Linked DNA regions of Homo sapiens: region 2 is linked to region 1. Evidence: read pairs that join two places in POLR2A ChIA-PET (ENCODE). Cell type or tissue: IMR-90. All regions are shown on one strand. Links, peaks and the distances in the headings refer to the core of each region. The heading gives the core; the rest is flanking DNA.

Evidence for each region. Peaks named below come from ENCODE experiments on the same cell type or tissue, not always from the same donor. Only the 100,000 strongest peaks of a DNase experiment are listed, where the experiment ranks them.
Region 2: POLR2A ChIA-PET joins it to region 1 with 5 read pairs; 2 of 35 experiments call an interaction of 5 or more read pairs at or near these places.

The regions. Positions count from the first base shown.
Region 1 is chr1:205,074,862-205,082,821 of GRCh38, forward strand. CNTN2 (contactin 2) reads left to right here. Exons shown (of 23, transcript NM_005076.5): 23 at 1-3,428. Among named protein-coding and RNA genes, the nearest start is that of TMEM81, 5.6 kb to the right of the region's middle. RefSeq lists enhancers at 293-437, 355-499, 805-949 and cis regulatory regions at 365, 427, 877. In IMR-90, for the core only: no CTCF peak of the experiment used is centred there; no DNase peak of the experiment used is centred there.
Region 2 is chr1:205,300,807-205,308,766 of GRCh38, forward strand. It overlaps NUAK2 (NUAK family kinase 2), which reads right to left. Exons shown (of 7, transcript NM_030952.3): 3 at 7,775-7,926; 4 at 7,359-7,424; 5 at 5,382-5,501; 6 at 4,393-4,525; 7 at 1,257-3,707. The coding sequence ends at 2,644. Among named protein-coding and RNA genes, the nearest start is that of NUAK2, 17 kb to the right of the region's middle. RefSeq lists enhancers at 1-658, 575-869, 659-1,511, 1,512-2,363, 3,217-4,067. In IMR-90, for the core only: no CTCF peak of the experiment used is centred there; no DNase peak of the experiment used is centred there; H3K27ac peaks cover 2,333 bases.

The DNA of each region.
Region 1 (7,960 bases), core at 2,410-6,409:
CTAGGACCACCTGGCCAGATCCGCTCCCAGACGGCCTTGGACTGCTTGCATTTCCCCGGAGAAAAAGGGGTTAATAAATGGGCCATCCTTTCCTGAGCTCTGGGTATACTACCAGTCACAGAACGTCAGAGCTGGAAGAAGCCTTAGAGCTCAACTTCTTCAAGCCCCTCACTTTACAGATGAGGAAATGGAGGTGGTCCAGAGAGGGTCTGGGATTCCCAAGGTCACACAGCCCAGAAGAGATGGGGCTGGGTTAAGAACTCGAGTCTTCCACCTTTCTGTTCAAGGCTGTTTGTCTACCCAGAGGAAGGAGGCACTGCTGAATGGCTATGGCCTGGCTAAGAAGGTGATTAGTCAGTAGGGTGTGAAAATTCTACTTCAAGGGGTTCGGATTGGTGATCATGGGGATTGGCATGGCTGGGTTCCCGTCCAAGGTGTGGGCAGAGCTTCTACCAAACTTCAACATGGAGGGCTGACTTGAAGCTCCCTGTCCCCCTCACTCTTGCCCCAAGAAAAGAGGCCAAAGCAAGAGCAGATTCCCTAGGCAAGAGCAGCAGCACAACTAGGAAACCCCAAAGCCCATGCTCCGACAGGTGGCCCTTCACAGGGGGCAGCGGGACAGGCATCTTGAAGGGCATATGTCCTCGGAAGCTCCGAGCCTGTTTTCTGTAGTTTATAGTTAGAGCTCTATTTTGTTATGGTTTTTTAAACTTTTAAGTCCTGCTCTATTTTCCTGGGCAGGTTTATGTTGATGTTTACCCACTACAATTTTTTAAAAATATAAGCTCACATGCCTTTTCCCTGCCACAGCCAAACCCCCACTGCACCCTACCCACCCACCCCTAGCCCAGGTCAGCTTTCCTGGAGCTGGCTAATGAAAGCCTCCTCACCTCTTCCCAACCCTTACAAGCAAGGGTGCTAGGGGCTCAGCTATACGACCATTCTCCCTGACAGGGAGTCCAAACTTGGCCTAGCATCCCTCCTGGCCCCCCTCTGGCCACGACTTGGCCTGTGCCTGGTTCTCTATCAGAAAGGGGATGCTGAACAAAACCTCCTTCCAAGTTTTATCCAATTCGTTCCTCATTGCCTCGGGCTGCGTCAGGGGAAGCAGGGGACAGGTGTCCAGTTGCTGGGCCGAGGGAGGAGCTGGTTTGGCATAGGACCTAACCAGTGAAGCTAGAGGCTACAGCCACTAAACTTGCTTCAGGCCAACGATAGTTACTCACAAGTAAGTACCTTAATGCTAATGAGGTCCACTAAAAAGGGGAGGAAGGCAGACCTCCTGGGAGACCCACGAAGGGTTTTTAGCCAGGGAAAACTGAGCCCCAGGAAAACCTAACCACTGGGCAGGCAGAATTTGTTTGAGGGATAGAACGACAACAAAATAAATGTTCCTGCAGCCTGAGATTTCAGGTAGAGTACTGACTAAGGTTTAATAAGACAATAGGTGACCTGAGGACATGCAAGCTTGTAAAATGCAACAGCCTCCTGCTAGAGTGACTTGTACATGAGCTTGCTTGCAGAAGACTAGATTAGATGTTTCTCAGGATCCCCTCCTGCGCAGGGGTTCTCTGATTTTCGTGTTCTCTGCCCAGATGGGCTGGGGGAGTTGAGAGTGTGCTTATTTTCACTGCGATCATGAGACCACAGTTCTGGGTTATCTCCTCTCATACATCAAGCCCCAGAGGAGGCGGCAAGAGGAACAGCCACAAACAAGTACTTTACCCCACAGCTTAGTGGCCAGTAAACACCCTGGGGACTAGGAAAAGGAACCAACTGTAGGCACCTCTCCAGGGCCTAGGGAGACAAGTGTCCTCTCTTCTGCATACATTTGGGCTCCCCTTACAGAGCCCTTTGCCCTGGCTCTCTGGTCCTTGTTGCTCTAACAGTCCAGATGTACACCCAGCCTCAGGGGGAAGGCAGCTCTCTCCAGACAGAGTCTCAGGGCCCAGCAAGGTCAGGTTATCTGCTTTCATTCAGGGCAACAAATGATACAAATGGTGCCAGGGAGTGGCAAGGCCATGGGGGTAGGTGGGGGTGTCTTTTTCTTTTCATAAAGTAACAACAGACGAGACTGAGGTTAAACATCAGAAAAAAACCTCTGGAATGACCTTCCTCATTCCAGGAGGCCCTGGAATAAGGAAGAGGCTTCTTTCTGAGGGAGCTTTGAGGAATTTTGACAGCTGTTGACATGGGATTTGGGAAAGGTGAAGCTGTGACTGGAGGGGCAGGAGATGGTCCAAGTGTCCATCCAGAGATGAGACTCTTAGAATCAAAGTGTTCAGCCCAGGAAGTCTTGGAGATCCCACCTTCTGTGGCCCTGCACCTTATGGGAAGCCATTAAGGGGGCTCATCTAGGAATTCTGGTTACAGCCCAGTGCTCATCCCAGCGTATGCTGCCTCTTTAGGGCAGCCCCAAGGGCCAGCCAGCCTGTACTCTGGGCAAGAGCCCAAAATGGCTAGGAATGTTTGACTCCCTTAATCTCTTCCCCAGCTACAGAGGAATCTTTTCTCTGCCTGGTCTCAGAATGGGACTGCCAACTGGCTCATTGGTGGGAGACACAGTATCCTCAAACCTGTGGCCACTGGCATGACAGTGGTGCTCTGTCTCCCTGGGTGACACCCACCCTAGGCTTCCTCCTGGATGTGATGGGGATTGCCAGAGAGGCTCTTAGCATAAAAGGCATTAGGTGGGCATTTTTCTGTGTGCCCCCAAAAAGCTCCATGGAAACAGGCACCTGGTAGCTGCGGAACACCCGTGGACTTGTGTATATGGTCATAGGCTTTGGGAAGACAGGACGTAAAGGAAAATGAGAGAAACAAAATGGGTCAGATAGCTTTGGCCACAGCCCCAGGCAGCCTTTGGGGCCTATGACACTTAGTGCCCTTAGATGGGATACATCTTGCCTCGGCCCCAAGACTCCTCCAACTTACCCGTCCCATCCAGGGCCTGCACAGCTTAGAGAGGCTCACAGCTTGGCAAATGCTAGGGCTTCATCAGACCACTGACTTGACTCAGTGTTTGTTAAAATGGAACCACTCCCGTTGGCCTACTGTTTCTCTCCTGTACTTCTTGTAATGATAGTTATTTATTGACTCTGGTAGCAGGCAGTTCTTAAATAAAGATGGTTTCTCAACCTGTTGGGGAAGCTGGCACGAGCTGTGGGTGTTATCATCAGGCTAAAGCATACCTCCTTGTCCTGTTCTTCACTCCAGAGGCTTTTATCCAAGAATTTCTTTACCCCCCACACAGTGAAATATAAGTAAGTTACAACATACAGTCTATATTGCTTCATCCAGTCCCAGGAGGAGGGAAAAATTAGGCCAAGATCTTAAGGCAGGTCCAAGCAGAGCACAGGCAGGCATTTGGCTAGAATCAGTTGGCTTTACCTAATACAGTGGCAGTAAACAATGCTTATGTGATGGTACTGCTTCAAGGTGGCCTGATTTTTAAGACATCTTTGAGGTGTTGACTCAGTGGTCCCAAAGGAAAGTCTCCCTGCAGATATATTAATGATACCCAACTGGTGAGAACGAGGCTGCTGCCTCTACTCTTGGTTCACAGCAGCCACAAGGGTGTGAATTACTAGTCACTTTCCAGCCACACTTTCTCACACATTCGATAACCATTTATCAAACTTTTTTTTTTTTGAGACAGAGTTTCGCTCTTGTCGCCCAGGCTGGAGTGCAATGGCATAATCTCAGCTCGCTGCAACCTCTACCTCCTGGGTTCAAGCGATTCTCCTGCTTCAGCCTCCTGAGTAGCTGGGATTATAGGCACCTGCCACCACAACTGGCTAATTTTTGTATTTTCTAGTAGAGACAGGGTTTCACCATGTTGGCCAAGCTGGTCTCCAACTCCTGACCTCAGGTGATCCACCCACTTCGGCCTCCCAAAGTGCTGGGATTATGGGCATGAGCCACGTGCCCGGCCTATCAAACTTTTATTACAGATGAAAATGTGTGTGGAGATACACTTGCACGACTCTGTGTTTTGAGTCTTTTAGTGCAAAGCAGGTAGGGCTCCATGCTGACTACGCCCCCAGCTTTTTTCAGCGAAGAGGGAGATGGTGAATGGAGGCCTGAATACTCATTAGCTGTGTGCCTGGAAGCCCAGGCTGACAACAAGCCTCCGGAAGGGGCCTGTACGGACACCAGTATGATATCACAAAACGGTCATCTCTTCCACTTTGCCCCCAAAGGGGATGTGGGAACACCAGCCACTCTAAAACCCAAATATTAGTCCAGTCAGCATCCCCTTGACCCTGCAAAGGTAGATTACCTGCACAGACTTCAACAGGTTTTGCTTTACTAACACAACTGAGCATCTTTTGTTCTCTTCTCTGCTCAATCCCTTCACATCCTTGGAGTCAAAACTCAAGAGCCCAATGCATAGAGGGTTATAATGCCAGAACTGTGCAATAGTCCATCCCATGCTTGACTACTGGCTGCAACAGAAGACTGCAAAAGTTACTCAGTCTCTCCATCTGGAAAATGGGACATAGTACCCATCAGTCTTCCTCCCTCCTCAGCAATGTCATGTTGAGTTCATTAAAGTAGGATATTTTATGGTCTTCTAGTGTCAAGACTGCTTGCTTAAAGTACAGCAAGCTATCTCCTGAATGTCTCAGCAAGTTGTCCCGTACTGAATGCTTCATCAATAATATTCCTGAACTCATGTCCCGTACTTCAGTTTACCTCACAGGATCTCACTGGATCCTCACAATCACCTATTTCAAAGATGATGTCAGGTAGCTTGCCCCATTACACCATCAACAGCAGAACAAGGCCCAGAACCCAGGTCTTCTGAAATCTATCCCCTCTGAAGTAAACAGAATGGGGGTAAGGGTACGTGTAAAATGTAAGATCTTTTTTAAAATAAGAGCAACAGTAAAATGACTCCCTATGCCTGGGCCTCAGTCAGTGGTTCTCAACCTTAGCCATATATCAGAACCACCTAACAACCTTAAACAACAAAGATGCTCTGAACTCATGATATACATCTAGGACACTGAGACAGCCTAGGAGCAATGACTCCCCAGTAGCAATGAGCACACCCAACATGCAAACCTTGGTTTCTCAATGCTACTCCCCACACTAAGAGGAACCAGGGTTCCTTGGGGAAAGACCAGATTCAGGTTTGGGGCAAGGAGAGTCCAAATGTGAATCTGAGATACCGTGTTGTACTAGAAGCAAGAAAATGCTCAATGTCAAATAAAACCACAGCAAAAGGGCAAAAGAGCTTGCCTGAGGGGACTCCTACTGGCCAAAATTGGGGACAATTTGAACATCAAGATAATGATCATTTGTACACCAAACCCCCATGACATGCAATTTACCTATGCAACAATCCTGCACATGTACCCCTAAACCTAAAAAGTTAAAAAAAAGATAAAATGATAATGGATTATATATAGCTCACTGAATAAGAAGAATCTATTGAGACCTCAAAAATAAAGAGGGTAAAAAGAGTAAGCTCTTCTTTACAGAGAAATGCAGGCTAATATAGGTAAGATGAACATAAAGAATTGCCAGTTTGCAGTCCCCAACATGTAATGTTCAACAAGGCAAAAACAATGGATGCCAAAATATGTGAAGAGTTTTTGGAGAGCCATATAATCATAAAGTATTACCCCACAGACTATGAATTACAAAGGGGAAAATACACACACACACACACACACACACACACACACACACATTGGTGGTGAGATCTGGCCATCCACCACCTTAACCAAATGATCAAGCTTATTATCAATAGTGGGTCAACCTTGGCTGGGCGCGGTGGCTCACGCTTGTAATCCCAACATTTTGACAGGCCGAGGTGGGCGGATCACCTGAGGTCAAGAGTTTGAGACCAGCCTGGCCAACATGGTGAAACCCCATCTATAGGCGTGGTGGCACATGCCTATAGTCCCAGCTACTCAGGAGGCTGAGGCATCAGAATCACTTGAACCCGGGAGGCAGAGGTTACAGTGAGCCGAGATTGCACCACTGCACTCTAGTCTGGATGATACAGTAAGACTCCATCTCAAAAAACAAAAACATAAACAAAAACATGAGCCTTGTAATGTGGTGCAGTTAAGTACATATCTACATAGGGCTCTTGTCAAAAATGTTTAAGATTCATTCCTCATGAATCTACTCATGAGGAAATGGCAAATACAAATTATGGAATCTTATCTAAGACAACTGGAGTAAATTATTCAACGAAATCAATGTCATGAAAGACAAAGGAATGCAGGAGGTCTGTTGTAAAAGAAGATACTTAAGAGAAACATAACACATGAACTTCTATTTGATCCTGGATCAAAAATGAAATTAAAAAGCTGTTAAGATTTTGGATATTGAGAAGTGAATACAGGCTGAGTATCCCTTATCCAAAATGTTTGGGACCAGACATGTTCCAGATTTCAGACTTTTTCAGATTTTGGCATCTTTGCATTATACTTATAGGTTAAGCATCCCAAATCCAAGAAATCCGAAATCTAAGCTCTTCCAATAAGCATTTCCTTTGAGCACCATGTTGGTACTCAAAAAGTTTCAAGTTTTGGAGCATTACAGATTTCAGGTTTTCATACTTGGGATGCTCAACTTGTATAAACTATATAAGATTAAGAAATTGTTAAATTTTGGCCAGGTCCAGTGGTTCACACCTGTAATCCCAGCACTTTGGGAGGCCGAGGCAGGTGGATCATCTGAGGTCAGGAGTTTGACCAGGCTGGCCAACATGGCGAAACCCCGTCTCTACTAAAAATACAAAAAAATTAGCCAGGCATGGTGGCAGGCACCTGTAATCCCAGCTACTCAGGAGGCTGAGGCAGGAAAATCACTTGAACCTAGGAGGCAGAGGTTACAGTGAGCTGAGATCACACCATTGCACTCCAGCCTGGGCTACAAGAACAAAACTCCGTCTCAAAAAAAAAAAAGAAAAGAAAGAAATTGTTAATTTTTTGTTGTTGTTTTTGAGACAGAGTCTTGCACTGTCGCCCAGGCTGGAGTGCAGTGGCGCAATCTCAGCTCACTGCAAGCTCCGCCTCCTGGGTTCACACTATTCTCCTGCCTCAGCCTCCCGAGTAGCTGGGACTACAGGCGCCCGCTACCACACCAGGCTGATTTTTGGTACTTTCAGTAGAGACGGGGTTTCACCGTGTTAGCCGGGATGGTCTCGATCTCCTGACTTCGTGATCTGCCCGCCTCGTCCTCCCAAAGTGCTGGGATTACAGGCGTGAGCCACCGCGCCTGGCCAGAAATTGTTAATTTTCTTAGTGTGATAAAGATATTGTGGTTACAGAGAACATCCTTATTAGGAGATGCATACATGGTTTAAGAGTTAAGAGTTGCAATGTCTGTGACTAGCTTTCAAATGGTTTAACAAAATCAATCTATATTGAGAAAGATAATTGTGACAAAATGTTAATTCCTGGTGAATTTTGGTAAAGGTTCTATGCATGGTCACCAAACATTTCTTTCAGCTTTTCTATGGGTTTGAAATTTTTACAAGTTAAAAGTAAAATAAATAATAGAGATCCTTTGACCATAATTTAAACTGAATTAGCATTGTCAGGATTAGAGCTCAAGAACCTTTATTTTTCACAAGGTCATCCAGATGATTCTAACACACATCTAGAGAATCGCTGGTCTTTGGTTTCTGCTACCTCCTGTAGTCAGAGAAAAGTGAGAGGAAGAAATGTTGTAATTCTCTCAGTAGAATTAGCTCAGCTGGTGGCCAAGAGTCTTTCCCTGATGGTTCCACAAGCCAATTATCTCAGACACGGTCCGAATGGCCTCGGAGTCTTAAGACTGGATTTCCTATGGAGGAATCAAAGTACTAATCCTCCTTTGGGGGCCTTGGCTGCTGTAAGAAACCAATACTTGACCCTCCCAGGAATAGAAGCTTCAGGGCACTGAAAGAGCTAAAAGGACTGGAGTGGAGGCAAGCCAAGGTGCTGTCTGAATG
Region 2 (7,960 bases), core at 2,443-6,442, 230 kb after region 1:
CTGCCTCCCAAAGTTCTGGGATTACAGGCATGAGCCACCGCGCCGTCCCCAAACTCCCTTTCAACATGATCTGAACCAATAACAATTTCTCACTGAATTGCATGCTACCTTACCCACAGCCTGTAACCTCCTTGAGGCTAAGATCTCTGTTTTTTTTTTTTTTTTTTTTGCACCAGGGATACAGCAATTACCTCTGTCTTCTACTAAGCTTAGCACACAAAAGGGCTTGATTCATGAGAGGAATGAATAAAGGAGCACTGCTACCCCCACAGCTGAACTCTAAGCTTCTGGAGATAAACCCACCCCCTGGATTTTTTCCATGTTTACCCAGAGTCTAGCCCAGAGTTCCAGCACTGAGTAGGACCTCAGAGACTTAAGACCTAAGTACTCCAGTGTCGCCTAAGCAATGTCTTGTTTGCTCTCCCATCTTGACCTCATAGTTGCCTTGCCCTCCCCATCTCCTTTGCAGACTAGTGACTTTGCCAGCTCAGCTCTCCAGGTGTGGGAGGGGAGGTCCAACGCGCTCCACTGGGCAGGCACCGACAGCCGGCAGGACAGGTGTGTTGTGGGGCCAGAGCCAGAGCTGGGGACGTTTGGAGGCCTCCTGTGACTACCAGAGTGGGTCGGGGTGGGGGAGGGAGGCTGCCTGAAGCCAGAGCCAGCCGGCTGCTGGCCGGCACTTTGTCCTCATCCTCCCTTTCATCCCCAGCCCTCGGAGCCTGGGAGTTTCTCAATGGAGCAGGCGTGTGGGGAATGCTCTGCAGGGGGCTGAGGGAGTTGGCGTACGGTGGGGGTGGACATTCCAGGCATTCTTTGCTTTCTCTGGGAGTCAGGCAGTGAGGACGGAGGGGGGAAAAGCTGCCCAGCACCAGAGTAAAGGGGATTTCTTAGGAGGGAGAGAATAAAGGCTGTGGGGGTGTCTTTACGCAGCAGGAGCAGGGCTCAAGCAGACAGGAGCAGGGGTGGGAGGAGAAGGAGGCAGGTGGTGGGGGCAGGGTGGGATAATCTGCCAAATCCACTTCTACTTTAGTGCCAAAGGCCGGAAGAGCAACTGGGACCCTGGGCCCAGGGCCTTCCCACCTGTGTGCTTAATAGGGTCAGGCCAGAGCTACTGAGCTCACGTTTGTTTTGATTCGGCAGTTTTTCTATTTCCCATCCCTGGCAGCCTAGGGGAACGAGTATTAGGAGAAGGCTCAAAAACCTGCTCAGCACCATCCCTCCCCACCTCAGTCACCAAAGAGAACAGCAGGGCCTGCTTCCAATCACCTTTCTGGTTTTAATGGTACTTTTTGGCCACGGAGGTCCATTAGGTAGAGACCATTAGGTAAAGAGACTCAAGAGTGTGGAGTGGAGTGTGGGGGGTTGTGGGAGGAGGTGGAAATAGTTGCAAAAATATCTCTCTGTACACAAAACTTAGATGTCATAGTGGATTTTCCCAGAACATAGCATTCACATTATTGAAAACAGCAAGATTCACTTTTCCTAAAACACAAAGCCAAGAACATAAAAATAAATATGGACATTCTAGAGTCCTGAAGGCCTAGAGAACACATCCATAGTCTGGACTTTAGAGCAGCTTAGAGGCAGAAGTTCTGAGTCACTGAGGTCCAAGGTGGAGTCCAGAGGAGGCTGGGCCCCTTGAGATGAAGTCCACACAGCAGGCGGAGGCTTTTCAAGTCTTTCAGATTCACAGCAGCAACTTCAGGAGGCTCAGGCCAGGTTTGGAGGATGGAAAAGGGAAGAGAACCATTGAAGAAACAGAGATTGTGTTCTCTTACTCCTAGGCTAAATAAGGAAGGGTTAGGTGGGGCGCGGTGGCTCACGCCTGTAATCCCAGCACTTTGGGAGGCCGAGGTGGGTGGATCACCTGAGGTCGGGAGTTTGAGACCAGCCTGACCAACATGGAGAAACCCTGTCTCTACTAAAAATACAAAATTAGCCGGGCATGGTGGCGGGCGCCTGTAATCCCAGCTACTAGGGAGGCTGAGGCAGGAGAATCGCTTGAACCCGGGAGGCGGAGGTTGAGGTGAGCTGAGATCGCGCCATTGCACTCTAGCCTGGGCACCAAGAGCGAAACTCCGTCTCAAAAAAATAAATAAATAAATAAAAATAAAAATAAAAATAACGAAGCGTTACTCCAGACCATTCCCAGGATGCCTCATGCACATTAGGGGTGCCACCATCCAGTTCTGGTGGTTGGTAGGAACGGGAATGTGTGTGTAAAGAGGTCTGGCCCCACTTGGGCAGGGAATGAGTAGGGAAGGAGCTGTCCTTAGAAGGCACCATGTGTACAGAGTATTCATGGGATGCAGGAGATGGGCCCTGGGAGAGTTCTCTTTCCAGGTCTCTGTGGCCCCCCCATGTACACAAGAAACAGGCAATGTGGACTCTGTCGCGGGCATTCCCGTTCCCCTCTCTTTAGTATCCTCTTCGTTCAGCAGGGCTGAAGACAGACACTGAACCCTTGGCGCATTTCATTTGCCTACTTCCCATATCCAGCCCTGCTCAGGGCTCCACTGCAAACCCTCTCAGCCTTCTGAGCTGGGATGCAGGTCCTGGGAGGTGGGGGAGAAGGCATCTCCCCTCGGGGTGCAACCAGCTGCATCTGAGAGCCTGACCGGGCTGGGGCAATGCCTACTCCACTCAGGTGAGCTTTGAGCAGACCCTCAGTGCCTGTCGGTAGGTCGCTGTCACCTCCTGGCAGTCTGTCAGGGAAAAGCAGCTGTCCCCCAAAGGATCCTGCCGCCAGCGCCTCAGGCAGCTTCCAGGGCCCTCTGAGGGGGGCTCCTCAAGCCCCGTGAGGTTGTCCACAGACACACAGCCCCGCAGTGGGGGCTCTGGGAGCCGTTCAGGCAAGTCCAGCTGGTCAAAGGACTCAGAGGACAGGATGCTGTCCTCGCTCACAGCCCCTGAGGGTCGGCTGGCCCGGGCCAGGGGGCGAGGTGGGGCGAGTTCATCCAGGGAGCCGAAGGTGGTGGGGGCCGCGAGCTCCAAGGCTGTCTGGGAGAACTTGCCATTGAGTTTGAGGATGCCTTTGCGATGGAGGAGCAGCCCTGAAGCTTGCGGAGGCTTCTGCTCCTTGGGATCCCCACTCACAAACACGTCGCCTGCGTCCAAGAGCTCCCCAGATTCACTGGGCTCGGGAGAGGAGTAGTAGCCAGACTCGCGCTGTCGGGGCTTCTTGAGAATGCCCTTCTTGGGGAGCAGGGGGGCAGCCTGCCCTGGGCTCGCAGGGATTGGGCTGAGCTCCGGAGGGTCCTCCTGTACCCCTTCTGCAGAGGCTGACACCTTCTTCTTGAGAATGCCCTTTGGCAGCTTGAGGTTGCTCTTGCCAGGGCGATGGGCAGTGTCATCAGCCGTGTCACTGTGGAGAGACTGGGCCATGTCATTCTCCTTGCGGGACTTCTTGAGCGAATGCTGGCGCTCCAGGCCAGGGGTGGTGCTTCCCCCACCAGGTGCATGCTGCTTGAAGAAGCTGCACACCTTGGCCCCATTCTCCAGGAGGGGGCGGGAGGAACGCCGGAGCCAGTCAGCCATGGAGGCGCGGGCAGAGTCACTGCCAGGGTGCCCACCCTCATGCGGAGCCTCCTGCTCTCCCACTCGGGTGGCGTAGCCCCAGTTGACCCACCAGTGACTGGCCACATCCTCCAGGGTGGCCCGGCGGGTGGGGTTCACCATCAACAGCCACCGGATCAGGCCACAGGCATCTGGAAGACAAAAGGCAGGTGCTTCAGTTTGGCAGCTCCCAGAATAGGCACTCCCTGTCCCCTGTCCCCAGCTCATCCCCTTTTGAGCTATGACACTGCATACTCCTGGGTCGGATGCGTCCCTTCCAACCTAGGGCTCTATACATGCCTTGGCCCAGGACAGCTCCCCAGTCCAGAGTTCCTGGACTGACTCCTCCAGCTGCCTCTCTGTCCTCTGACCCCTCAGGACTGTGACCCCTTCATAAGCCCTTGTGTGTATGTTGGTGTCTATCCTCTCTCTCTCCATTGAAATTCAACCCTCTGAGGGTAGAGACTGTGTTCAGGGTAAACTGGGTCTCTCACACCCTTCTTCCTGCCTTCTGAGTCATAGTGAAGGACAAAAAGATTTCTGAAGATGAGAACAAAAGCAATAGGAAATGAGACAACTGTAGCAAAGAAGATCTAAGTGAGACCTTAGGAACCACTTCCCAAATATAATCAAACATGCCCCTGTGGGAAAGAAAGAGCTATCCCCTCCTTCCCCAGAGGTCTCAACATTGGACATACGGTGGAGGGTACCCTAACCTACCATGGGCCATGATGGACTGTTGCCCGTTTGACTTTAGTGCCACTGTGTAGTTTCTGCCTTAGGAATGAGTGAAGGACACCCCAGGCCTGGATAAGAACGCCCACACCTCTTACTCACCAGAGGGTTTAGGTGGCTCCCGGTAGGCCCCGTTGCTGATCTGTTTCACTAGGATCTTATGGTCATGCCCATCAAAGGGCATGGTGCCATGCACCAGGATGTAGAGGAGAACACCCAGGGACCAGCTGTCCACCTGAGAGAGATGGGGGAGGTCAGCAGGGATGCCCATACCAGACAGGAAAATGTTACATGCTGGAGAACTCAGAGGCCAGCACACCTGAGGACGACCCACCTCTCCTACCCAGGGGCCAAGACGGGGATGCTGCAGAAGGGGTCTGAGATGTTGTCAATCGCATTTCCTGCGAGGGACAGCCACAAGCACAAGAGCTACAGCCAGGTCATCTCTTCCGGGCTGGGGAAGGGGTGGTTGTGACAGATATCATCTCTACATCACTCTCAGGAGGCTGGACTGGGTGCTGGGAAAGGTAACAGGAATGAGGAATGTGAGGGAGGCAAAGAACTAACCTAGGAGTCAGGAGACCTAAGTTCTAGTTCTAGGGGTTTTTTTGGTTTTTGTTTGTTTGTTTGTTTGAGATGGAGTCTTGCTCTGTTGCCCAGACTGGAGTGCAGTGGCATGATCCTGGCTCACTGCAACCTCTGCCTCCCAGGTTCAAGTGATTCTCCTGCCTCAGCCTCCCAAGTAACTGGGATTACAGGTGGGTGCCACAAAGCCCCATTAATTTTATATTTTTTTAAGTAAAGATGGGGTTTCACCACATTGGCCAGGCTAGTCTCGAACTCCTGACCTCAAGTGATCCACCCACCTCGGCCTCCCAAAGTGCTGGGATTATAGGTGTGAGCCACTGTGCCCGGCCTAGTTCTAGTTTTGCCATTCCTGGCTAGACACCTGGCAAGTTACTACTTTTTGGGAGGCTTGAGAGTTGTGCTCTGAAAATGTGAATAACGAGAAAACTAGCCCATCAATCTCCCAGGATCTAAAGTCATAGTAAACATCTGAGGCAGGCTGGCAGGGGAGGGTGGCCACTTACCTCTGGGCCTGTGTAGGGCTTCCCATTGACAATCTCTGGCGAGGCATAGAGGGGGCTCCCACAGAATGTCTGCAGGAACTTGCCTTGATGGTAGAGGTTGGAGAGACCGAAGTCAGCAATCTGCAGGATTGAGTCAAACACGGGCACAGGTCATGTCAAGGCCTGGGTTTTTCTGCAGCTCTTGGCCCGCCCTTCTCCAGACCCTGGGGAAACCCAAGCTCCAATAGAAGGAAAGGGTCCCCATGACCCTTACCCCACACTGAGCACTGTCAGCATAGCTCAGGCCCTGGAAGAACGAACCCTGAGGAGCTGTGTCAATAAGGAGCATCTAGACAGAGCTTTGCGGGGGCTCCAGGATCCTCACTGCTCCCCAGACCACTTTGCTCACATGGCATTCCACTACAGAGATGCTGTCTCATGCCCATATCCCTTGGAAAGTCTCCCATCTCCTTCTAGAAGCCTAGAGTTTCCAATGCCTCCCTGGAGCCCCTGCTCATTAGATCTGCCTTCCAGACAGACTGTACACTCCCATGCTGACCTCCTTGCCCCCACCTCTCCTGCAGCTGCTAGCCCAGGTGAGACCCTGCATGAGGCTCTAATGATGTTTAGTGATGGAAAGGAGGGTCAGCCAGATGGAGGGGGAAAGCCAGCACCTCATGATAATGGCATGGCCCTCAGGAACAAGCAAGCCCTATAACCAATGAACCACGTAAGACTTGAGCTGCCCTTCCTAGCAAAGGGCTCATTCCTGTGTGCACACCGGGGCAAGAACTTGGTGGCAGGAACCTGGGGTCAGCCCAATATAGCTAAGAAGCAATAATGAGGGCAGAACAAACATCAGGGCTGTGGTTACAGCCCAAGACTCCCTGAACCATCTGATATTGAGGGCTTGAGAACCCAACCCCATCGTCTCGTTGCCCGGAGAGACCCTTTCCCACCTATCCTCAGTTAGAGGCTGAGGCCATGCCCTGGTGCTCCCCACCTCTTCACCACATCAGAGGGTTATGTGTATTCAGGGTGGGGAGGGGCTGTTTATGAAACTCTGGCTCCTTTGTTTATGGTTTTATTGGCCTCTTATCAAGCAGTTACCAGTTGAAGCCCATAATGAAGCACATGATTGGTGCAGATAGGAAAGTTCATGCCTGTCCATGTTTGTGCCTGATTATGCGGGTTTACTGGCTCTGGCTTCCCTCCCTTCTGCTCAGCATCAAAGAAAGCCCCACCTGCTCCGGGAATTGGCTGGTAAGAGGGAATGAACTCAGTACCAGGGCACCTCAGGGTACAGGTCAAAAGCCACTGGAAGAGACTATGTCCTGGGTTCAGGAAGATTCTGAAGAGGGTCAGAGTGCAGCGTCACCTTCCCAGATGCCTGCAGGGGCCAGCCTCCCTGTGCCATGTCCTTCCTCCAGCCCTGAGATCTCAGTTTATCCCATCAACATGAACTTCTCCATGCCTAAATTTAACTACTTAAGCATGGAAATCTAGCAGCTGCAGAAAGCAGGAAGCTGGAGCTGGAGTCCTTCATCTGTGGGAAGTTTCCAAAGGGCTATCTAATTGTACCAGATTAAAGCATGCATGTGTGTGTGTATGCAAGTGTGTACATACATGAGAAGAACTCAGGCCGGGCCTGTCCCAAGGTTGTAGCAAACCTGACCTTAGATCTAGACTCCTGTCAGCCTTATGACATCAAAGGAGCACTCATCTGGGAATCAGAAGATCTTGGTTCTAGTCCAGGCTCAGCCACGTGCTAGTTGTGTGATCTTGTGCAAAGCACCCCTCAGCTGAGGCTCCAGCTCTCCATCCACACAATGAGGTGTTGGAATGGATGATGGCTGAGGTCCCTACCAGTACCAATGAAGGTCAGCCTTGCTCAGCTCCTTCAGGAATCCACCAAGAGCTTAGAGCTACTTGGCTGGGGACAGTGCAGAAAAGCTGGGGTGGGCAAGGAGGCTTCTAGAAATAAGAAGTGGGACTCACCTTGATATTCCCATTGGCATCCAAGAGGATGTTCTCCAGCTTGAGATCTCGGTGGACAACTCTGTTCTGAAAGAAGGAGAGGGCAGTCACGGGAAGGTCACCAGGGAAGGGAAGATGATGAGGGGCCCAGTCTGGAGACTGAGGTAAACACAAAGGGAGCCAAGTGGGCTTGAGCACAGGTAGGCTGGGAATGCCTATCTTTATCGGTATGTGCTGCAAGAAATCACGGGCCCTTCTATCCGCGGAGAAGGGACTCAAAGTCAGAGACACTGACATTTCCCTGAGAGTCCAGAATCTAGTTTTGCCTCTGTTTCTGTGTGATCCTGGACAAGTCATGGAACCTCTCTGGTCCAAAACAGCCCTAGAGCCCTGGGGACCACCCACTGAGAATATGGCTGGAGCAGGTAGGTGCTCACCTGATGGCAATAGTGCACGGCAGAGACGATCTGCCGGAAGAAATGCCTAGCTTCGCGCTCACTGAGCTGCTGCCGCTCGCTGATGTAGTCATAAAGGTCGCCCCGGCTGGCATACTCCATGACGATCACGATCTTGCTGCTGTTCTCAAACACTGGGCAGAGCAAGGCAAGGAACGTCAGGCCCTC